Regions from separate parts of the Mus musculus genome. Here regions 1 and 3 are each linked to region 2. The links are chromatin loops, found by intact Hi-C in ENCODE. Cell type or tissue: heart. All regions are shown on one strand.

Region 1 (8,000 bases), 180 kb after region 2:
CACACACACACACACACACACTTTATTGGGCACTTTAATTTTTTCAGGTTTGTTGTAGTTTATTGAAAACTGATACTCTGAATTCTTTCTTTTCAGAAAAAAACTGGTTTCAACAAGCTGCCTGAATGTATGCCAGCCTACGTAGGGCTCCTGAAGATGAAAGGTTCCCCCCCCCCATTTTATTTCTATAAAAAGGCAAAGTATTTAACCTTTGTCTGTAATCTAGAAAAAAATGAATAAGCTGGTTACATTGTTACTTCAGAAGTTCAGTATATTATGTTAATTCAATAAATGATAGAATTATAGGTGGAAAAACGATTAGCTGAGATTTAAATAGGAGTTGGCAAGCTTTGTGAAATATTAATTAACAGAAAAACAGTGCTCCAAATAAGATTCAAATGGATCTGGATTAGAATCTATCTCCAAGTAGCAGAAATATACTAGAGAGCCTGGCATTGTGGTACATACTCACAATTCAGTAATCCAAGACTGAGACAAGGAGACCATGGTTTTAAGATTCTAATCATGTACAAGGCCAGCCTGGCTTATACAACCAAACCTTGTCTTAGAAACAAACAAACAAACAAACAAACACAAAAAATCTATTTGCTCAAACTTTAAAAAATTTTTAGTACTTAAAAATTAAAAAAAAAAAAAGAATCTGGGTACATTTTGTTCAAAGCTTTTTCTCCTAGAGGGTTTTAAAAATAGCAATCGTCACACAATTAACTACCCATGCAGGAGATAAGCCCCAGGTAAGGCTGCAAGAACTTTCATTGGGATCTGTCAATACATTGTAGCAGGAGAGAGAGCAAAGAGTACTCCTGGACCAGGTGGGCTGGTCCTGTTCCAGACTATAATGGAAGCTTCGTCAACTGCTCAGCGTACAGCACTGCCTTCTCACCCAGACAGACTGAGCTAAGAAATGGCAGCTGCCACCCACGAGGCAAGTCTGTAAGCAGCACTTAGAAACTGAGGCCATGAGATAGATTATGATTTTTGTACCAAGAATTCTACTTTTCCAGTTCATTGTTTTTCAATCAGACAAATTTGGGGTTCGACATAAAGACGCAGTGACTGGAAAAGATGTTCTGGACCAACGGTTCTTAACCTATAGGTTGGGACCCCAAAAGGGGTCGCCTAAGACTATGAGAAAAAACAGATACTTACATTGTGATTCACAACAGTAGCAACATTTCAGTTCTGAAATAGCAACAAAGTAACATGGTTGGGGGTCACTACCACCTGAGAAACTGTATTAAAGGGCCACAGCATCAGGAAGGTTGAGAACCACTTATTTTCACGTGTGGGTTCTGTGGCTCTACAGATGGGAAGGCTATCAAAGAAAAACTGCTGCTCACATTTCCTTACTACCCCTGTCCTGTGGACTCAAACTTTCTGGGCTGGGGCTTTAGGGTGGAACGTTATACTATTTATAATATTTTTCAGGTCCTTGGTATTTCTCTTTGTCCTTCAAACACGAAGTCTTCTCCCTACACATCTGCTGCTCTTTCTCTGCAGGCAAACAAAGGAACTTGCTGCCTCGTTCTGCATGACATCATGTGGGTAACCAGATCAGTCAGGTTCTTCCTTTAGGCCTCCTTCTGTGGTCTCCTCTAGCCATAGCAGTGTTAACGCTGCCCAATCCAGACACTGCGGCTGGCCTGAAGCTCTGATCTAGGTCTCTTTCGGTATCTTATTCATTACCAAGCTGAGTCTTTCCTAGAAACCTTTCTTCCCATCTCTCTCATGCTTTCCCTCCCTCCTCCATCCCCATATAACCACCATGAGGCATCCTAGCTGGCCTTCTCAGGCTTAAATGCCTACTTCCAGGTTTATGTTTTGGGTTCACAAGCCCCACTCTTTGGAAAACACAGTATCCTTCAACTATTTACATTTTACCTGATAATTCTGTCATATAGTCTCTTCAACAGAAAAAGAGACTGTTTTCAGAGAGTAGTTTAGTGTCTGATTAAAACGACCAAAAGCTTTCCTGCATTTTACCTTAATTTACTGAGGTTAAAAAGAGTCTTAAAGTTGGCGAGGTGCTTTATAGATGATATAATTCCTTGCATTTAATGCCAAGTTTTGAAGCATCTCGAACATAGAAGGGAATTCAAGAAGAGAAAGCACAGGGTGTGGCGTCAACCCAGGAAACAGCTGAACCTATAAAGTGTTTGTATCCTCTTCCTTGCAAGGATTAGAAAAAGGTTTTGCTGCTCAGTAAAGAACACTTATGTTCATCTTGAAACACAACATCAGATCAGACTGTTTTGAAAGGGTTATATCTGTCCTTTCTGATCCCTGAGATCATCTTACTTCCAACCCCCCCCCCCGCCCCACCCCCATAAAGTTTGATGAAACTTAAGTCACTGAGGCTGAAGTGGAAAGTCGCTAGTTAAGGATGGGGACTATACTAATTTGTTCATGGTTTTCTTGCTTGCAGAGAAATTAGTTTCCTGCTTTTTAAGCAGATACTTATTAACTATATACAGTTGCCACTAGCCGTCTCCTCCACCTCCCTCCCATTTCACAAGAGAGAAGCATGTTTTAAACACAGAAAAGTCTCATATTCTCTACTCCTATCACATGAACTGCACTTCAGGACCTCAGGGTACTAACCCAGAGATGACTGCAGGCCTGGCTGCCCTAGGTAAAGGCAATCCTCCAGACTCTAGGTCTTGTGTCCTCCACCCACCACCCCAATCCCCATCCCCACGCGCCAGCTCCGCCCCAGCAAAGAAGATCCCAGAGTCCGGTGAGGCCTCTGCTCCACTAGTGTGGTCCAGGGAGAACGAAGGCCCCTAAAAGCTGCGACAGCGCCAGACCCAGCCAGCAGGAAGGGGAAGCCACCACAAGAAGGGTACCTCAGGGCCCAGCATGTCCCATCTTGCCCTAGACACTCAAGGTCCCTGTAGCCCCTACGATCCCTCAGTGCTCAGGGCCATCAGCCTACCACGTCCGCCACCCCTGGGTATCTCGGATCCAGTCTCCGTTCGCGTTCCGCGCTTCCTGCCTACCCTGCTTCCGAAGAGAAGACATACTGGACCCCAGCCGGGATCTCTGGCCCCAGCCGCCACCAGTCGCGCGGCGCTTCCGGATTCCTCTCGTGTAGGCCCGCCCACAATATTAGGAGTGCCTAATCCGGACCCGAATTCCCCGCCGCTGGATGTCAATCATCCATATTCGGGGGCGGATTGGTTCGTATGCGGCCCGGGCGTGGCTTAAACTCTGCCTCTAGGAGCCTGGCTCTGGAGCCTGCGCGGAAGGCAGACGGCCTGAAAGCTCTGCTCCTGTGGTTTGCGGTTTGCCCCTGTGATGGACGTGGGCCAAGACACAGCTGGGGACAGTACCGGCTCTGCACACTTGCGGAACTTGGAGTGCAAGCTGGAGAAAGGTTGCTGAGGAGAGAAGGAAGGTCTGGAGGCTTGAAGCAAGGCAAGGTTCCCCAGACACCTGCAATCCGTTCCGCGCGCCCCTCACCACGTCTGCCAGTTGTACCGCTGCACGGCTGGAGATGCTCCCATCTGTTTCGCGTCTACGAATCCCTCTCATTGTGTCGTCTTCCACTTTGCTTTTAGACCAGCTGTGTTACCGCGCTGGAGCCCTTGTTCCCTGTTGACATTGAGTCTTCACCCTTGAACTGCGTCTTCAGAAACATGACTGCCAAGTTCCTACATGGTCTGCAAGCTGGTGGTAACGTTCATGAAAGGTCAGATAGAGGAGCATGACCAAGAAGACTGTAAGGACCATATTCCAAAGAGATGGGCTCTTTGAAGGGAAATAATGCAGGAGCAAATGATTTGGGTTTCATCTTTGAGAAGATGAAAGAGGAAGACCTGATGTTATGAAGAGAATGCTCAAAACATTTTTAGAGCCTATCTAACGCAGGTTTGGATCTGGAAGGAGAGAAGGCGCGCGGTTGTTGCTATTGCAGGACTCTCTGGAACACTCACTCGGACATCAGTGAGAGTAGAAGCGAAGAGATGTCGCAGATGGACTCAAGCCAGGGTTGCTCCTGAAAGGCTTGGTTGGGCTCCAGTCTGTTGTTTGCGTTTTATACTCTAAAACCACAAGGTGGGGTGGGCAAGCAAGCGAAATTTTACAGATGCCTAAGAGGCAGTCAGCAGGTTGTTAAGGGTAACATAGCCCAATGTTTCTGCTATTTCTCCAGGTCGTTATGTTCCAAGTAGCCAGTAAAGACATGCTTGTCAAATAAGCAGGACAAGCAGTGCTTTGAATAAGTCATGAAATGAATCAATAAATCAGTATTTAATAATAGGTCTCTGCTGCTTTCTTCTACTTTACTGGTAAAGATCATGGAAGAAGCAACTTCAAACGGAGATGTGTAAAATTGATGCATTGAGCTTCGAAGTGAAATGACCCAATGTAAATGTCAAGGAAGTGGCTTCTGTCTCTCGGTTAAAAGGAGGTTGTAGCAGATGAAGCAAAAGTCCATTGCTAGCCCATTGCCATAAGGGAAATGTTGATCGTTAGCATCTGAGTTGTGACATAGAAGGTTGTGGGAAGAGTAGTCAGAGTGTGGATGTGTTTGCAGGCAAAGCAAAGGAAATTTTCTGACTCATCAGATTGGTCTGTGGTAGAAAAGTGAAAGTTTAGAATGGGTTCAGAGTTTTGGTTCAGAAGCTGAAAAGTTGGGGTTTCAGGATCATCATGGGGGGCCTTTGGGAAGCCCTTTGTTAACTTGTGCTGTGTGGCTTTCGATGCATAAACTTAGGAGATCATGGAGGGAACCAGCATGGCCACAATGGTGGTTAAGAATTGAGCCACAAAGACTTCTGGGCTTTGGAAAACTGAGAGATGAGGAGACCTAAGACTGACTAGAGAGGATGACCAGTGACAACTGTCCTGTGGCCACGTCAAAGACGAGATCCCCTGATTCACAGTCGTGTTTGTTCAGGGCAGATCTTTACCACCTTTGGAATCCTAGGCACAAAAGCCTGCCGGTTAAGGAAAACAGAAGGTGCTGGATGTGGACCACCACGCCAGCTTCTACACTCCCAAGAACTCCAGCAAACACCAGGATTCCTGTATCACGCTCAGTTGACCACAAGCACCATTCACTCAGATGCCAGGCTAGCCATGTGTGATTTGTATATTGTTGCACCAGGGAGGCACCATTTGGAGGCCTTGTTGGAGTAAGTGTGTCACTGTGGGTGTGGGCTTAATACTCTCACCCTAGGTGCCTGGAAATCAGTCTTCCACTAGCAGCCTTTGGATGAAGACGTAGAACTCTCAGCTCCTCCTGCACCATGCCTGCCTGGATGCTGCCATGCTCCTACCTTGATGGTAGTGGACTGAACCTCTGAATCTGTAAGCCAGCTCCAATTAAATGTTGATTTTTTTTTCAATAAGACTTGCCTTGGTCATGGTGTCTGTTCACAGCAGTAAAACCCTAAGACACCATGGAAACACGGCCACTTCTGTCTCTCTCCCCTGTCCCTGACAGATCTACTCACAAAGATCCCATCTAGTTTGTCTCCTTTTCAAGTTGATCTCTTCCCTACTCCTGTTGCTGTTTTTCATTCTTACCCTCCTACCTTACCATCTCTTCTGTTCATACCCACCATAAAGATCTTTGAAAAGTCTAAAGCAATCACTGCAGGGCAGGAGAGATGGCTCAGTGGTTAAGAACTCTTGCCGGTCATGCACAGAACCTGGGTTTGGTTTCCTGCATCACATGGTTGCTCATGACCACCTGGAGCTGTATTTCTAGGAGATCTGACACCTTCTGCCCTCCGAGAGCATCGAGCATGGACACTGGTGCATTTGCATACATTCGAGCAAAATACTCATACACATAAAGTAGAATAAACATTTTAAAAAGTCACTTGCTGTAGCCCATTACAGGACCAGAATGATATTCCCTCTAACAACTGATTTTCAATATCATTCTAGAAACCTTAGCTAATGTAATGAGACAAGAAAAGGAAATAAAAATGTTATATATTGGGAAAAAAAAATAAAAACATCTCTGTCTACAAGTGACTTGAAGAAAATCCTAATGTCTTGGTCAAAATCCCACACAAAATTATGCTGTGTTTTAAGACACTATTCCAAGGCCTTTAAATGTGTTATAGAACCTCCCAATTCATTATCTGTTAGTTCTCATTCAAGATGGTCTCACAGTTCTTCCTTGTAGCAGGAATGGCTGGGCACCTCTAGGTAAACATGGGGGATGAGGGCACACAGCCCTAAAAGTATCTCCTGCAGGAGGACCTAATTGAGGACTGCCTAAGAGACCAAGGATTGCTGGTTTAGACAATGCCAGCCAATCAGGAACTGCAGTTTAGAAGAGATGCTTTCTTGGGACCAATGGGGTGTGAGTGGAGGGTATTAAAGGAGCTTGCAGCAGTGTTCAGATGTGTTGCTGCTGCGCCATAGACTCTGCACAACCTCACCTCCAACCCCCATGGGTAGGGTCAGGCATCGAGCACTTCCTAATTTCATTAGTCATTTAGAAGAAAAGATAAGTCTTTCCTTGTCTCTGGGTCTTTGGGTCTGTTCTTCCCACTGCTGGAACGGTCTCTTACCTCATTCTTTTCTGTCCCAAATCCCAAGCTTCCTGGGAGCTTGGGCAGAAGTCAACTTCTGGATTTACCTCATTCAACTCAAACTCTACAATAGCTTTCTTTGATATTATTCAAGTTGCTCAGTAGGGGGAGTCGAGGGGGGAGAGAGGATGGAAGAAATTGTGGAGTGTATCTCAGACTATTCCACTAAGAATCTTCAATAGGATCGAGTCCTTGTTGCCTGAAAGATCGCCTTGGTGACACATCCTTCATTATCCCTTTTTTCCCTTTCCCACTCTTTATTCCTGTTTAGTTTCCAGAGATAATAAGTTTTTCAAATAACTCACTGGAATCCATGTCTCGGGACCCGCTGTGTGCCAAACCTAGAGGAAGACTGTATGTAATGACACCACACAGTATTCCCCTAGGGTCACAAATAATTCCCTGTCCTTTTCCTTTTCCAATAACACTGTATATTTCCTTCATAGGAGCAAGTGCCATTCATGCTCACATGTTACTCCTATAACGTCAAATGGCTTCATCCCAACACTGGATGCGTGCCCAGGGACAGTCTTTCTTTCTGTTTTGGTACAAGTCCACGACCCAAAAGAGCTCACAGCAAGCACCACTGTGCTCCTTTCGTTTGCCTGAGATGGAAGACCGGAAGATGGGGGCACCGTGGAGAGGAGGAGAAAAGTGGATATTAGAATCTTCAACTTGATGTGCAGTCTAGATTTTTTATTCGAGGTCTGGAAACCCACCTTCCTTCCTTCCTTCCTTCCTTCCTTCCTTCCTTCCTTCCTTCCTTCCTTCCTCTCTCTCTCTCTCTCTCTCTCTCTCTCTCTCTCTCTCTCTCTCTCTTTCGATAGTGGAATCCAAATGGAGTGTGCTACAAACACTAGAAAAAAGTCACATCAGATACCTTTGATCCATTTGTGTATCTTTCACACACCTTAGTATTTTGCTCTGAAAGTGCACTGCAGTTGATTGATCATAGGAAAAAACATCTTATGGAGGCTGTTTTTATGGAAAAGATCTTGGGATTTAGGGAAATACAGGGCTGTTCACCTGTCTCTCCTCTATTCGACACCCATTCACCTTTCTGTAAATAGTCACCTTATTGATTAAGTTTTGGTCACATTTAAACTTCTTGACAACGGAGACGAAAGCCCCCTATTATATTTACACGGAGCCTAGAGACCGGCCCAAGGTTAAGCAGGTGTAGTGAGTATCCCCAGAGCCCGGTGCCAAACTATGTCTTTAGTTGTCAGCACCTTTTACTCTAGGCCACAGAAACTTTTCTTGACTGTTCAGTGGATCTAAAAAGGGTATCCCCACGAATCTAATTAGGTTTCATCAAAATATGGCTAATTTTGCTGAATTTGCCAGACTGTTTTTTGTTGTGTTTCTGATTTCGCTGAGGAAAAAAAAAAAGATAGTTTTTTTTCTTTGCTTCCGAGTGCAGCA
Region 2 (8,000 bases):
AGCTATTTGGGGGGGGGGGGCCTGACCTAAAATTGCTTTGGTTTATCAGAGTGGAAAAGTTTTAGAGTATTCTAACATAGAAGTCACATTTTATATATGTGAGTATATATGTACATGTATATATATGTGTACACACATATGTCACTCCTGTCTCCTGAGATTGCTTCCAGGTCCCAAGCTGACACTCTACCAGCTGTTAATCTTTTGGACTTCTGTTGTTACTTTGTGGAATCCTTGTCCTGCTGTAGGATCCTGTTACATTGTGGCCCTCTGTTGTTACTCTATTTTACTGCTGTATAACATTGAAGCACAGGATAGTATAATATTCAATGTGAATACCCATGTGCTATTTAAACTTGTTGAAAGCTGATTATGGGAGCCACTTCTTAGCCTCAAGCAGGTCTATGTCAATGTTCTTCAAAACCCCAACCTGGTTCAGGAGAGGAGAGGAAAAACAGCCCCTTGGCTCTGTGATGAGAGAGGGAAACACAGAAGCAACTCAGGGCATTAAAACATTGCATCCTTGGAACAGTTGAACAGTAAACCATTTCCAGCCGAGGTTGTGATAGTTTGTTCCAATGCTCTAATGATGCCTGTGGTGGGAACAGGAAGTAGAAAGCTGTTCCGTGGGGAGGTTTTCAACTTGGAGTCCATTTCTGCAGGATGTTGCAAGGACTTGATGATAACTTTGGTTGCCTCTGAATTACACTCTTCCAGTCTGTCTTAGTCAGGGTTTCTATTCCTGCACAAACATCATGACCAAGAAACAAGTTGGGGAGGAAAGGGTTTATTCGGCTTACACTTCCATACTGCTGTTCATCACCAAGGAAGCCAGGACTGGAACTCAAGCAGGTCAGAAAGCAGGAGCTGATGCAGAGGCCATGGAGGGATGTTCTTTACTGGCTTGCCTTGCCTGGCTTGCTCAGCCTGCTCTCTTATAGAACCCAAGACTACCAGCCCAGAGATGGTCCCACCCACAAGGGGCCTTTCCCCCTTGATCACTAATTGAGAAAATGCCTTAGAGTTGGATCTCATGGAGGCATTTCCTCAACTGAAGCTCCTTTCTCTGTGATAACCCCAGCTGTGTCAAGTTGACACAAAAGTAGCCAGTACAATTGACCCCTTGTCAACTTGGCACACAAACACATCACTAGTAAGCCTCAACCCTTACATTCTTATTCATCCCCAAGATCTAAATAACTTTAAAAGTTCCACAGTCTTTACATATTCTTAAAATTTCAATCTCTTTAAAATGTCCATCTCTTTTAAAATCCAAAGTCTTTTTACAATTAAAAGTCTCTTAACTGTGGGCTCCACTAAAACAGTTTCTTCCTTCAAGAGGGAAAATATCAGGGCACAGCCACAATCAAAAGCAAAAGTCAATCTCCAACCGTCCAATGTCTGGGATCCAACTTACGATCTTCTGGGCTCCTCCAAGGGCTTGGATCACTTCTCCAGCCATGCCCTTTGTAGCACACGCGTCATCCTCTAGGCTCCAGATGCCTGTACTCCACTGCTGCTGCTGCTCTTGGTGGTCATCTCATGGTACTGGCATCTCCAAAACACTGCATGACCCCTTCAGTCCTGGGCCATCAATTGCAACTGAGACTGGACTTTCACCAATGGCCTTCCATGGCCTCTCACAGTGCCAAGCCTCACCTGCTCTGCTCAACTCCTTCATGCCTTCAAAACCAGTATCACCTGGGTGACCCTTACACATTACCAAGTCCAGCCACAGCACAAGGTACAACTTTGGCTATATCTGGAACACAGCCACTGTGCTCTCAGAAAACACTTCCCAGAAGATGTCACCTCAATGATGCTGGTCTCTTCTTAATCACCGCTAATTTCTTAGCTCCAGCTAACCAGCATCAATAGTCCCAGTAATGCAAAGTTTTTGCTTTAGTAGTTCTGGTATCTTGTTAATCACAGCTGATTCTTCAGCCCCAGCTAACCAGAACTACAGAATCTTCACAATCAAAACAGCAATGGCCCTGAAAAGAGTCTTTAATTTTCCCTCTGAAATTTCACAAGCCAGGCCTCCATCTTCTGCACTGTTCTCAACATTATCTTCCAAGCTCCTACACAACATCCCACAGAGCTCTTAACAACGAATGGATCTTCAAGACCAAAGTTCCAAAGTCCTTCCACAGACCTCCCCAAAACATGGTCAGGTTGTCACAGGAATACCCCACTCTGCTGGTACCAATTTGTCTTAGTCAGGGTTTCTATTCCTGCACAAACATCATGACCAAGAAACAAGTTGGGGAGGAAAGGGTTTATTCGGCTTACACTTCCATACTGCTGTTCATCACCAAGGAAGCCAGGACTGGAACTCAAGCAGGTCAGAAAGCAGGAGCTGATGCAGAGGCCATGGAGGGATGTTCTTTACTGGCTTGCCTTGCCTGGCTTGCTCAGCCTGCTCTCTTATAGAACCCAAGACTACCAGCCCAGAGATGGTCCTACCCACAAGGGGCCTTTCCCCCTTGATCACTAATTGAGAAAATGCCTTAGAGTTGGATCTCATGGAGGCATTTCCTCAACTGAAGCTCCTTTCTCTGTGATAACCCCAGCTGTGTCAAGTTGACACAAAACTAGCCAGTACACAGTCATTGCTGGGGTACCAGATGTGATGATATTTTGTTACATATCTGTTGTTACTGCTGGCTACCTTCTACTTGTTTTGGTTTTCTGCATACTTAATAAAGTCATTTATTTGAAACCAAAGCATTGCCACTGTACATGATCCTCTGGACTCTAATGATCATGCTGCCGTTCCTGCTAGTATGAGTATCTGTTGTTACTCCTATTGCTCATCCGTGGCACTGTGGGCTACTGTTGTTTGTGGTTTCTCATATTAACCTGTGAATTTCTAGTGTTACTTCATGGGCTCCTCTTTACGAGTTTCTGCAATCACTTGACTCTTCTTCTTCTTTTGTTTTTTTGAGACAGGGTTTCTCTGTGTAGCCCTAGCTGTCTTGGAACTCACTTTGAAGACCAGGCTGGTCTTGAACTCAGAAATCCGCCTCTGCCTCCCAAGTGCTGGGATTAAAGCCGTGCACCACCACCTCCCGGCACTTGACTCTTCTTAATATAATTGGTAAAACTCTTTTTAAGAGAATGATGCGGATGCTACTAAATTAATTAAATTAATACAGATGTTCACAAGAAATCAACTTAAGATGTTTTAACTCTTCTATAGTGTAATAGCATTTTCTTACTTCCAAATATCCTTCACTTTTAGCACATTATTCAATAAATCATTGATGAGTGATTTTTTCCCCTGGAGATATGTAACCAAATACTTATTCACCCTAGTTATAACAGCAACATCAGACCAAAGAAATAATTTCACCCATATTTGGCTTAGTGAACCAATGGGTTTAATTACTAGGGTGACTCACAGGAGCATGGGTGGACTCAAAGACTACATCACAGAAAAGCTCACATCAGGCTGACGATTTGCCTCTGGAACTCCCTGCAGATTGCTACTGTTTATTTAATCTTGGGTGGGAATTTTGTGAATCTTCTTTCAGGGGCTTTCCCACCCTTTAGGTTTCCTTTGCCTCTGAGTCTTGGGTGCCCTATTCTTGTCTCCAGGAGGGAAGATTTCAATTCAGAGGACATACCTAGCCACACAACATATTTAACATACTTTAAAATAGCTTTTAAATTTCCTTTTGATCAGGCAAGGTGCATAAAGGACAATTACGGGAGTCAGTGCTTTCCTTCCACCAAATGGGATCCCAGGGTTAAACTCATGTTTCCAGGATTCCACAGGAGCACTGTCACCAGCTGAGACATCTCACTGGCTCTAAACTCGGTTTTAAGTAGACCTTGTTAAATACTTTCACCTGATCATAGGTTTTCTATGTTCTGAGGGTTTGTGGCAGGCTGGGTATAACCTATGCTGCGTGTATTAGGTGCACTTTGGACTTAGTGTTTTCACCTTGCATGGGTTTATCAGGACAAACCCCACTGGAAGCTGGACAGCTCTATCTTATTGTCTCTGTTCACTTATTATCTTGGCTTGGTAACAGCGACAAAAACTTCAAACAGTCTGAATTAAGGTTAGCCTTTGCTTGCAAACACACCTCTACAAGTTCAATAAACAAAAGCACAGAGCCACTGGGCATGGTTTAGAATCGAGAGCCACACGCCTAGATTAGGTGTGTGGACGGAATAATGCTGACTTCCACCCATAATTGGTCTAGTATTTTTAAAGTGTATAGCGCAAAACACTATTAGACTAAAAGCACGTCAGAAATTATTTACATAATACATTTCAAATATGAATACCTGCTATTTAAAAATGTAAAAGACTAACCTGAATATATATGTTTTTGCTCATTACACACTAGGCACTTTAAAATATTTTTGTTTACTCGGGTAAGAACCATTCCTAGTTCCGTTTTGTTATCAAGGCAGAAGAGCTCCACAACCTGCAGTGGTCCAGTTTCCCTCTCCTTTCTACAGACCCTATACTACCTATTTGGAAAACATTCCACCTGTTGACACTGCTTTCCCAGCTTTCTAGGAACTGAAAGCCATTCTAGGCTGCAGGTCAGCAAGACTGTCTTTGAGCCCCAGGGCTACGAGCAAGAAGACTCTGGCGTGTAGGAGATTGGGGCAGTCCGAACAGACCCTTGCATTCACAGATGCCTAGCTAGGCAGGCAGGTAAATGGGACAGTGAGGTGAGGGACCCGAGTGTAGACCAGCGGTGTCCTTGCTAGCCCCAGCCCGGCGCAAGGGAGGTCTGTAGGTCCGGAGAGGACGTCTGGAAACTGAGGCTAACCACACGGGTTCCGCCAGACAACTTGGGCAATGCCAACAAGGCGGGTCAAAAAAAAAAACCACCAGAACCGACCCTGGGGCGCCTAGGATGGGTGGGTGGGGCTTGTGCTCACTGAGCACGCGCGCCCCGAGGCCTCCGAGTTCGGGTAGCAACACGAATCACGTGGCTCCTCTCCGGCCAATCAGCGGGACGCCAAGGCGGGGCGTCCAGCGGTGGCCCTCGGCGGGAGGCGGACGGCTTCCGGCAATAATTGGACGCTGCGGCTCGGTGTGGTTGGTGGCTGTCTCGTCTGGAAGGGACCCGCAGGTGAGAAGGGCCTCAGGACGGGGAGGGGCAGTCGGGCAGGGCGTCCCTGGCTCGCCCTCCGATGTCCGCCGTGCTGCTCCGGGGGCCCCGAGCGGGCTGTGGGCTCGTCCAACCTCGGTAGATGCAGGCGTCCGCCCCCCACCGCCGCCGGCCTGTCCCCTGCGGGTCCGTGCGGCCTCCCGTGCACACCTGTGTGTGCACCATCCTTCAGGCCGGCGTGTGCGCTCGCCGCGAGGCACGCGAAATTTGCATCTTTGTCCTCACAGCTCCTTTCTGCCTCTGTTCCAGGGCAGTTCCATCTCCATCCCTGGGCCTATTCAAACTCCCCAGAACTCAGACGTCTGGAGAACTGTCCCTGTGAAGGCCCCCCACCCCCCACCCTTTTACCTGCAGCGCCAAGGCTTGATTTCCCACCATTATCAGAAAAGATCCCCCATTTCCTTCACATTCCGTTTTCCTTCGTTCCTGGGCATGTTGTCCTACTACGAAGCATCTGTGATGATCTCTCTAGATTCCTTGGAGTAAACCCCATTTCTGACATTCAGCCTAAATATACAGTGGTTTTGTTTGTTTGTTGTTGTTTGTTTTTTTATATGATCTTTCACAATCAAATTTACCCACCTATACAAACTCTTCACGTTTGATCCAAGTTGTTGGAATTTAATTTACTTGAAAATCTTGTAAGAAAGCTAGAGCAGCGGAAAAATCAAATGCTTACTAGGTTGAAGATGGGCTTCATTTTAAAAAGGGATTTGTTACTGTTAATTATGAGTGAGCCTGTGTGTGGGCACATGCACGAGTGCCTGGGGAGACCAGAGGCTTCCATCCTGATGGGCTGGAGTTATGGTGTCAGCTGCCTGACTTGGCTGCTGGGAACCAAGGGCGGGGTCTTCTGCAAGAGCAGTTACAGTGAGTGAGCTCTTAACCCGCTGACCCATCTCTCCAGCCCAGGCCATACATTCTTTCTTACTCTAGAACAATGGAGATTATCGTTCTCGAAATTTTAAATGAAAAAATAAGAGTGAAGCTTTTTTTCTCCAAAAGTGAACCTGCCTTGCTATTTTTGTTATAAACTGTTTTATTATAATGCCCCTGCTATACGCTCAAAGCGTTTGTTTTGAAGATGAAGGCCATTGATGTACAATCCGATTATTTTTTTATGTAATTTACAAATAGAGCAACACACATATAAAGCCAAAAAATAGAAGACAAAGAACAAAAACGCAAACCACTGAAACCTGTAATTTCCTGGAACCTGTTTTAATAGGCTGTTATGATTACTATAAATATAGTGCCTTAAGAGCATGGCTTGTGGAGTGAGAGTCCGTAATTTTGAATCCCGTCCTATGGGATTCTTTGCCTCTGTACTGTCATGGATAAATAGAGTGTTTTGTTATGATGCTGGTGGTTGAACAAACATAGCCCCTTGAATATGCTAAGCTCGAGCTGAGCCTTCAAATAGAGAATTATATTTGCAAAGTGTGGCAGTTTTCTACTTTACAGGTTAGTGTGAGGACTAAACTCAGTGCAATTCAGTGAATTATTCAGCGTTAATGCCTGGCCCATTCTGAGTTCTAGTGTTTGCTGTAACTGTTTTCATTAGGAGAACGTGTGTTTGTTGTTGTTGTTGTTGTTGAAGAAGGAGAAGGAGAAGAAGAAGAAGAAGAAGAAGAAGAAGAAGAAAGTATATTTTGCTTAGTTCAAGATCTTTAGTGTTCGTTTCTCCTAGGACATGGATTTGAAGAAATCATCCTGCTCATCTGAAGTGCCCCACATTCATGTCCCACCATGGGAAATAGAAACTCAGAAAAGACCTAAAGATCTTCGGCCCCAAGTGACTTTTGGCATTAGCTTGACATTCTTGTGCTTAAGTTTTAGTGTGTATACGGGCAGGAGAGATGACTCAGTGGTTAAGAAGCCTGCTGCTCTTGCAGAGGACTAGCTTAAGTTCCCAGCACCCACATGGTGGCTTCCCACGGGATAGAACTGCAGTTCCAGGAGGATAGGATGCCTTTGTCCGATCTACTGGGCACCCATGGATGTGGTACTACACTCACGCATACAAGCAAAGCACTCATACACATAAAATAAATATGTATATATTTTAAAAGGACGGATTGTATAAGCTGTGTCACAGCTGAGTAGACTCAGACATTACTCATACATATACATTTTCAGAAATGATTTCTGGATTTTACTTTATATGATGGTTAGACTTGGTTGCCAACTTGACACACCTGGGAATAGGGAACCTTAATTAACTCCGTGATGTTGGCCTCTGGCAGTGGCTCTCAGCCTTCCTAATGCTGTGACCCTTTAAGACAGTCCCTCGTGCTGTAGTGAACCCCCAGCCATAAAATTATTTTTGTTGCTAGTTCATAACTGTAATTTCGCTGCTGGTGTGAATTGTGATATAAATATCTGATATGCAGGATATGTGCTCCCCACCCCAAAGGGGCTGAGACCCACAGGTTGAGAGCCACTGGCCTGTGGCCTATTTATTGACTGTTTTCTTGACTGGTAAGTGTCGTATGGTGACCCAGTGTACTTGGGGTTATACAGCCCTGTGCAGGAGGGTCTGAGCTATATGAAGAAAATACTGTGGCAAGCCACAGTCATGAGCCAGTTAGAAGTATTCTGTGGTTGGTTTCTGCTTGCATTTCTGCCTGACTTGCACAGAGGGTGTGGACTATAACCTGTGAAATGAAATAAACCATTTTATTAACCATTAAACCATTAACCTTAAACCATTTCCATTTCTTTTTTTTTTTTTTTTTTTTTTACGATTTATTTAATGAATGTGAGTGCTCTGTAGCTGTACATATGGTTGTGAGCCTTCGTGTGGTTGTTAGGAATTGAATTTTAAGACCTCTGCTTGCTGCGGTCAACCCCGTTGGC
Region 3 (8,000 bases), 120 kb before region 2:
CCTCTAAGTTTGACTCTTATTTTGTCTGACCGTGAGATCCAGGTCTCTTAGCTGTTTACAAGAACATTTTTTCCTTACTTTCAACTTCTTTTAGCTATAAAACACATCTCTGTTGCTACCCCAGGCTAGCCAGCCCACAAGCTTCTGGAGGGCCTGTTTCCAGGTCCTATCTTCCATACAAACACTGGGAGAGCAGATGAGCTGTTCCAGTTTTTTAGTTCCACAGCTTCTGTTTCATTTCTTTTACAAGAATTAAACGAGAAACAGCCATAGGCATTCAAAAGCAATTACTTCCTGTCGCTTCCTGTTGATGGATATCATCCCTAGTGACTGGTTCTCTGTGGTTTCCATTAGCCCTTTGAACATACTTGTGTGTCTTCCATTCGTGAATCCAGAGAGCTCTTGGGTGGGTGCAGCATGCATGTGACCTGCCAGGAGCTCAGAGCGGGCTAACTAATTACCACTACATAATTGATATGGCTGTTTGGCATCTCTGACTAGTAATTTTGTCTGGCCTTCCTCAGTTTTGCCCAGTCTTTTCCCTGCTATGTTAGCCATATTTTTCCAGCTTTCTTTCTATCCTTGTAATATTATGTTGAGAAATGCATACCTTGACTACCTATTTATTTTAATAAATTTAATTTTCATTGAAAATATTTTTTTTATATATTTTGAACATAGTTTCCCTAAAGCATTCTCAGCTTGCTTGTTTATACAACCCAGGACCACCTGCCCAGGGATGGCACTGCCCACAGATGGTTGAACCCTTCCACATCAGTCATTAATCAGAAACCTGCCCTGTGGGTCAGTCTGATGGAAACTAGTCCAGGTGACTAGTTTGTTTCAAGTTCACAAAAACTAACCAACTGGGGTGACCTCTTAACTTGACACATACATCACCATTAAACAGTAACCTTTCCTTGTTTATCATCAAGATGTTAATACAACAATATAAAGTATAACCTTCAAAGTTTCCATCTTTAAAAACTTGTTAAAGTTCAGTGACACTAACAATATCCAGTCTTGTAACTATAGTCTCAGAATCAAGTAGTTATTCCAAGAGGGAAGAAAGAACCAAAGCACAGTTAAAAGTGGATCAAAACAAAAGCAAAATCCAGTAATGTAAATAATTTATAATCTAATGTCTGGGACTTACTCATGATCTTCCGGGCTCCAGGGGACTTGGGCAGCTCCATGTCTCAGGCTGGCTCTGCCATCCACAACTCACAGCTTGTCTGGTAGGCTTAAGTAGGCTCCACTCCTCACCTGACATGGTCCTGCAGTCCTAGCATCTCCAGCATGCTGGAGTTTCTACTGCCTCTCCTGGCTCTTTCCAGTTTCAATCTCAGCTCATTTCTGTGACCTCTTAAATCTTGCAGCGTTCATGCCTACACAATCAGTTCCACTATGTGGGGTACACATTACCAAGTCAGGTTTCCTGCTTGAGATAGCCTTGACTGCATCTGGACTGCAGTGTCTGTGTGCTGACCTTTAGGAAGTATATCCAGAAAATTGCACTTTGATGATGCTGGTCTTATTAATCACAACTGATTCTTCATCCCCAGCTAACCATCATTATTTGTCCCAATAAAGGTAGATTCTTAATCCAAATATCACAAGAACATCCCTGGTATCCCTCTGATACTTCATAATGTCTCTCTTCTTTCAATGGTATCTTTCATGTTTCCACAACTCATTACACTCTGAACACTGACCAAAAGCAACTTGTGGGAGGAAGAGATTTAGTTCCTCTTCTAGCTCTCTGGTCACATCCCTCAGTGAGGGAAATCAGAGAAGAAATTCAAGTAGGAGTTTGGAGGCAAGAACTAGCAGGGCCACAGAGAATGCTTATTGGCTTTATTACAAGCAAGGTCCAACTGCTGTGGGACCCTTTCACGTCCATTAGTCAAGAAACTGTTCCACAGGCCAATCTGATGAAAATAATGCCTCAACTCTTTCCTCTTCACAACCAAGTGACTATTTTGAGTCAAGCTGACATAAACTAACCAGCAGTTTGCCAGACAGGTGAAAGGGTGTTGGGTCAGGCACACAGGAGGACAGTCAATGGCTTTATCTTTAAGGGGGCAAAAGCCAGCCCGAGATAATTTTGGCTCCAAGCTTGTAATGTTCCAACTTTCTTCCATTGTGAAGTTACTATCCATCGACCTTGTACTATCTTAACAACTGGGTATGGGTTGGTTTTTCCTGACAACTCGTCGTCCACATTTTTATCAGCCTCTCACACGTGTGTTTTCTTCCTAATAAAGGTTAAGAGGCTATCAGAACTTCTGGTCAGTGTAACTGGTTATTCCAAACTGAGCTGGTTCAAGTGATGGGCTCAGTCCTAGCTTTCTTTGCAACACGAAATACTGGAAAACCGCTCTTGCCCAGGCTTTTATAGAACTCTCGATGTTTGAGGCCTGTTTGACGCAGACCTAAACGGTTTTGAGTCTTTGGCTTATTTAAAACGTCACATTTCAGGAGTGCCACGATCGATTTCTGAAAATCTCTCATTCTCCTTTACCATTAACGTAGGGAGAATGGTGCTATACATCATTGAGCACATGGGAAAACTGTATTGTTCGTATATCTGCTACAAATAAAATAAAAATAAAAAGCCAGACGCCTTTAATCCCAGGAGGCAGAGGATCTCTGAGCTCCAGGAGAGCCAGGTCTACAGAGTGAGTTCCAGGACAATCAAGGCTACACAAAGCCCTGTCTCAACAGAGAAAACGTGTAGGAGGGAGGCGGAGGGCAGAGTGGGGCGAGGAGAGCGACGGGTTTACTTTCGGTACTGTCCCAGTGACTCCGGGTGGACCGGGGGCTCCCAGTCCCCACCGCAGGTCAGCAGCGCACGGGACGTCCGGAGTGAGCATCTGCTCTCCGCGTGGCTGGCAGCACCGATCTCCTTCACCGTCGCCGCCGTTCTAGGACGTCCGCTGTCTTTTAAAAACTGCCGCGCTGCCCCCTACAGGCGCGGGCCAGCATTGGCACCGCCCCTTCCCTGTCAGGGCCGGGGAGGGGACACTGAACACCGAATTCCAAGGGAGGGGCTGCCTAGTCCTCGCGAGGCTTCGTTCTCGCGGAGGTGGCGGCGGCCGGCCGGCCGGTGGGGATGCGCTCGGAAGAGGGGGCCGGAGGCTTAGGCGCAGCCCTGGCTGCGCGGGGCCCGAGCTGGAGGGAGAAACTATCGAGCTCAGAGACCCACTGCCGCCGCGAGTCACCGCGGAAGGAGTCGGCGGCGCCTCCGGCCCCGACCCTAAGTGAGAGCGGGGCCGGCAAGCCTCGCGAGGAGAAGAGGACAGCCCTGAGCAAGGTGGGGGCGGGGCCCGCAAGTCTCGCGAGAGGACGGCTTCTAAGCCCCCCGGTGGGCGGGGCTTGGGGAGGGCGGGGCGGGTTGTTCATCTCAGGGGCGGAGCCTAGTCTCCGAAGTGATGCGGGCTGTTGCGAGCAGTCTGGACTAGGATTAGCGAGTCGGGGTGGAGCTGGGGAGCCGCGGTCCCCCGAGCTCCGGGGAACCTCAGGCTGAGTGGGCGTGGCGGGCGGCAGCACCTGAGTGAACGCAATGGTCATCCCAGGTGGTCCTCCGGCGTCTGCCCCCGGGCCTCACCAAAGAGCAGCTGGAAGAGCAACTGCGCCCCCTGCCGGCGCACGATTACTTCGAGGTGGTGGCTGCGGACCTCAGGTGAGGGCTGCTGCGGGACACCCACTGGTGAAGGATGGAGGACCCCGCGGGCGCTCGCAGTTGCAGTCCCCTCCCAGCTGTCAGTGCACGCCCACGTTAGGAGCGGGCAAGTCACCTCGTCAGCCCGTTACCATGCCTTCCTCGGCGTAGCTTTTAATAAACTGTATGATGAGCAAAACCGGACTGCATCCCTTACACACGTTGAGTCTGGAGTGTTTTCCCTAGTGAGGGACCAGTAACTGAGCCCTGAGAAGTGGAATCTCTCATTGCTTGCACCACCACCCAGCCAGAAGGTTCCCTGCCTGTGGGGATGCGAGCAACGCAGGGCTGACCTAAGCAGCAGATGTCAGTGCCACAGGAATTCGTGGGTTTTCCACGATACTTATTTTTATATCCTTTTATGGTATTCTTTCTCATTTGTGTCATATACGCTTTCCTTTGGGATACCAATTTTGTTTTGTTATTTTTTTTAAAGTCTATTCTAATAAAAATATGAATAATTAAATGGGTATCCTTTGAAAAACCACAGGTGGTTTTCAGGTGGCTGAAGTTTAGAAAAATGGCTAAAAGAACAGTGTGCAATTACTCGGTGTGCAATTCCGGTCCCAGCTTGTAACTTGCACCCTCTGTACGAACAACAGATTTCTCTAAACTTCTGTATTCTTTGTGAAATGGAATGGAATCGTTCCTACCTGTGAAAAGAGTTGTGTGTGAGACGGGGAGAATGATTTAGTTTTTCCTTGGTACGTGGTCTGACACCCATTCAAAATACAGCATGTCATCCATGAAGGAGCCTAGACAAGTCTCGTTCTTGTTCAGATGTACCAGAAATGGCTCTAAAAGTACCCATGGCATGGTGACTTCTGGAGTCTAGTATTTTACCCTTGGCTCTGTACAGAAGAGGCGGTCCTGGATAATTAAGGCTTCAGTTAATGGTTGCTTTATCTTCGGGGTGTTTTGTTTTGTTTTGTTTTTTTGCTAAGGAATATCCAAATTGTTAAAATTTACTGAGACGTGATTCTCGGGCATGAAAAAGTATTTGCTTATTCATAGGAGATAAGGCAGAATCAAGGGCCGTCCGTTTTACTAACCACTGTTGCCTCGGTTTCAGCCTTTATCCTCATGTCTACTCCAGAGCATACATTAATTTTAGGAACCCTGATGACATCCTGCTGTTCAGAGACCGTTTTGACGGCTATATCTTCATTGGCAATAAAGGTCAGTGAGTTTCAGTTAACTTCTCACAGCTAAAATAAGGTCATAAACTCTTACTGTCACGTCATGTGCTGACGGAGCTTATAAACTAAAGCATCCCAGACCTTCCATGAGATAAGAACGGGAGGGATCGTGACCTTGCTGGGGAGTAAGTTCTCACAGGCTCCTTTTCCCAATAAATGAACCTTGTGTTCCAAAACTAAGTTATCTTACGATGTTTGATGAAAGTTTTCTGGGCTATATCATACACTTATATTTAGGCCAGGGATCCAGAGCACTGGCCATGATTGCCATTTCTTGAAAGCGTGGTGGAGGGGCGTATGGTCATGAATATCAGGCATGGAGCCTGTGGCGCAGTCTCCCCTTCAGGGACTCTGCTCCTGAACTTTCTGGATCCGTTTCTTACGTTCCTCCTTCCCCGTCCTGTCCGACTGTCCTGTGTTAGATTTTCTGCTTTTAAGGTTTGTAAACATTCTGTAGGAAGTGCTTTCTGCCCTCCCCATCCATCAGTTTCCATCCATCCCCCTCCCCCAACTGAACGGTGTTCCTTCTCCGTCAGGGCAACAATCAGAAGATCAGGTTGTAGTTTCTGTGAATGTCACGCAAGTTTAGTGCTCAGGCCATTTGGCGTTCTAGTTCATTGCTAACTACTTTATTCAGATGGTCTTTTTTTTTTTTTATTGGTAAAATATACATAACAGAAATCACCTTCCCCTCCTTCTTGAGATGGACTCTGTTTCTTAGGTCAGGCTGGCCTTAAACCGCAGTGGTTAATTCTCCTGCCTCCTGAGGAACTCGTGGGTCCTTCCTTCTTTCTTTCTTTCTTTTGTGTGTGTTTTTGTGTGTGGTTCAGAATTATTAAAATTATTCACTTTATACAACCAGTTACCCAGAGTCCCTAATTGTTATATAACTAAAACTTTATTAATTAAACACTAGTGCTGGACCCTCCACCTTCTCCTCCCTCCAACTCATTCCATTTTCTCTCTCTATGAATGTTATTACTCTGCATGCCCTGTATTAGCAGAGCCACACTTTCTGTCTTCTTGGCTAGCTTCTCACTTAGCATAGCGGCCTCCAGATTCTCGAGTGTCCTAACTGCCCAATTCCCTCCCTCTCAAAGCTGGAGAATATTCCCATAGGAGTGTTTGTCCATTTTACCTATCCATTCGTATGTCAGTTGTTAGACACTTGACTTGTTACAAGCTTTAGCCGAGGTAAACTCCCCTGGATATGCAGATGTGTCTCAGAGACCCTGTTTTCAGATTGGATATCAACCCAGAGGGAGACTTGGGGGTCAGGTGGTAGCGCAGTGCTCACAGCACAGACACCATCATGCGTTCCCAGCGACAGCAATGTACGAAAGCTACGACTGCTCCTCGTCCTCTCTAACGCGCTCTGTTTTGAGTTTTCATTGAAGTTGTTTGGTATCACATTGTAGTAGCTGGCCTCGTGGGCTCAAGAGTAAGAGCTCTCCTGGGATTCTTTTCTCTTGGGGATAGGAATTGTTCTTTGTTTTATTTTTGTTGTTGCTTTGATTTGGGTTAGATTGAGTTAACTTGAGTTTTGAGATCGTATCAGTAGAGTATCCCAGGTTTACCTTAACTTGAGTTCTTCCTGCCTCAGCCTCTCAAGTATTGGGATTATAGGTTATATACTAACTAATATACCCAAACTTTTTGTGGTTTAATTTTGTATTATCCAAAAAATTTGCAATTAAACATCTTTTTATATTGCTGTTTGGCCATATGTAGACCAACTCTGAAGAGATATCACTGAAGTTCTTTGCCACTTTTTTTTCAATTAAAAATTTTTATTTTCAGTAGCTAGAGAGATGGCTCAACAGTTAAGAGCATTAGCTGCTCTTCCAGAGGTCCTGAGTTCAATTCGCAGCAACCACATGGTGGCTCACAACCATCTGTAAAGGGATCCAATGACCTCTTCTGCTACACAGGTATACATGCAGATGTTGCACTCATGTACACTAAATAAATCTTTTTAAAGAAACTTATTTTTGCTGAGGGTGATTAAAACATGCTTTTAATCCCAGCACTTGGGAGGCAGAGGCAGGCGGATTTCTAAGTTCGAGGCCAGCCTGGCCTACAGAGTGAGTTCCAGGACAGCCAAGGCTACACAGAGAAACCCTGTCTCAAAAAACCAAAAAAAAGGGGGGGGGGGGAGGAACATATACATATATAACATTTATGCGTATATATGTGCATGTGACATGTTGTAGCAGGGTTCAGTTGCCAGAAGAGGGGACTAGATCCCCTGAGCTGGAGTTGCAGGTGGTTGTGAGCTGCCCAGCGTGTGTGCTGGGAACCAAGTTCACGTCCTCAGGACAGACAGCAAGTGCTCCTAACCGGAAGCCACCTGTCCAGCCTGTCGTTCCTGAACAGGGTTATTTCTGGTACATTGAGGGTTTCTTCTGCTTTGTTTTGTCTCACCTTGTACCCCAGGCTGACGCCAAACCTGCAGCAATCCCTCTTGGAACCACAGGTACAGGGCAGCACTCCCAGACGTTCCCGGTTCTTTTTCCACTTGGCTGGGTGGCTGCTGCGCTGAAGAAGTTCTCTGTGTACTCCGGGTGGCGCTCCCTTGCCGGCTGGATGGCTCTCCCTGTCCATAGATTGCCTTTTCACTCTGAGGATTGTGACTTTTGACGCAGCTTTTTTTTTTTTTTTTTTTTTGGTTCTTGCTTTAGTTGCCTATGTATGTGTTGTCACATCTGAGAGTTTGTGAAGGTAGAACTCTTATAGTTACTGGCTGTGTGTTTTGAGTTAGGTTTTAAGTTTGTGGCATTGGGTAAATGTCTAATTTCATTCTCTTGTGTGTGGCTGTCCAGGTTTCTCAGCACCATTGGTTGAAGTACCCACTGGTTTCTATTAGATGATCTTAGCATTCTTGTCAAAGTGATTTGGTCATATACCCAAGTGTTTTCTGTTGGCTCTCCATTGCGTTCCTTGGGGTGTTTGTCTGTTTTGTTCTAGTGCCATGCTATCTTGATTACCTTAGCTCTGTGGTAAATTGTGGAGTCAGGACTTTGTCAGCTGCTGTGTGCCGCGGGAGCACCACCCCTGCCAGTCTGTGCCTTCCACCT

Evidence for each region. Peaks named below come from ENCODE experiments on the same cell type or tissue, not always from the same donor. Only the 100,000 strongest peaks of a DNase experiment are listed, where the experiment ranks them.
Region 1: it touches region 2 in a loop (2.1-fold over the local background); 2 of 42 quality-filtered maps call a loop at or near these places.
Region 3: a loop joins it to region 2, with 3.0 times the contacts of the local background. A loop is called at or near these places in 2 of 42 quality-filtered maps.

What each region holds. Positions count from the first base shown.
Region 1 is chr8:14,087,221-14,095,220 of GRCm38, forward strand. Erich1 (glutamate rich 1) reads right to left here and starts at 3,107. Exons shown (of 6, transcript NM_001034862.2): 1 at 3,021-3,107. The coding sequence starts at 3,042. In heart, a CTCF peak has its summit at 3,046; a DNase peak (open chromatin) is centred at 3,161; H3K4me3 peaks cover 1,591 bases; H3K27ac peaks cover 1,079 bases; H3K27me3 peaks cover 3,805 bases.
Region 2 is chr8:13,902,762-13,910,761 of GRCm38, forward strand. Fbxo25 (F-box protein 25) reads left to right here and starts at 4,978. Exons shown (of 10, transcript NM_025785.3): 1 at 4,978-5,102. In heart, a CTCF peak has its summit at 4,910; a DNase peak (open chromatin) is centred at 4,970; H3K4me3 peaks cover 1,751 bases; H3K27ac peaks cover 1,194 bases; H3K27me3 peaks cover 1,272 bases.
Region 3 is chr8:13,782,569-13,790,568 of GRCm38, forward strand. Upf3a (UPF3 regulator of nonsense transcripts homolog A (yeast)) reads left to right here and starts at 3,047. Exons shown (of 9, transcript NM_025924.2): 1 at 3,047-3,316; 2 at 3,579-3,685; 3 at 4,797-4,903. The coding sequence starts at 3,116. It overlaps Gm46032 (a long non-coding RNA gene), which reads right to left and starts at 2,488. Exons shown (of 2, transcript XR_001778519.2): 1 at 1,157-2,488. In heart, CTCF peaks have their summits at 2,973 (motif pointing left) and 3,654 (motif pointing left); DNase peaks (open chromatin) are centred at 3,033 and 3,333; H3K4me3 peaks cover 1,941 bases; H3K27ac peaks cover 1,712 bases.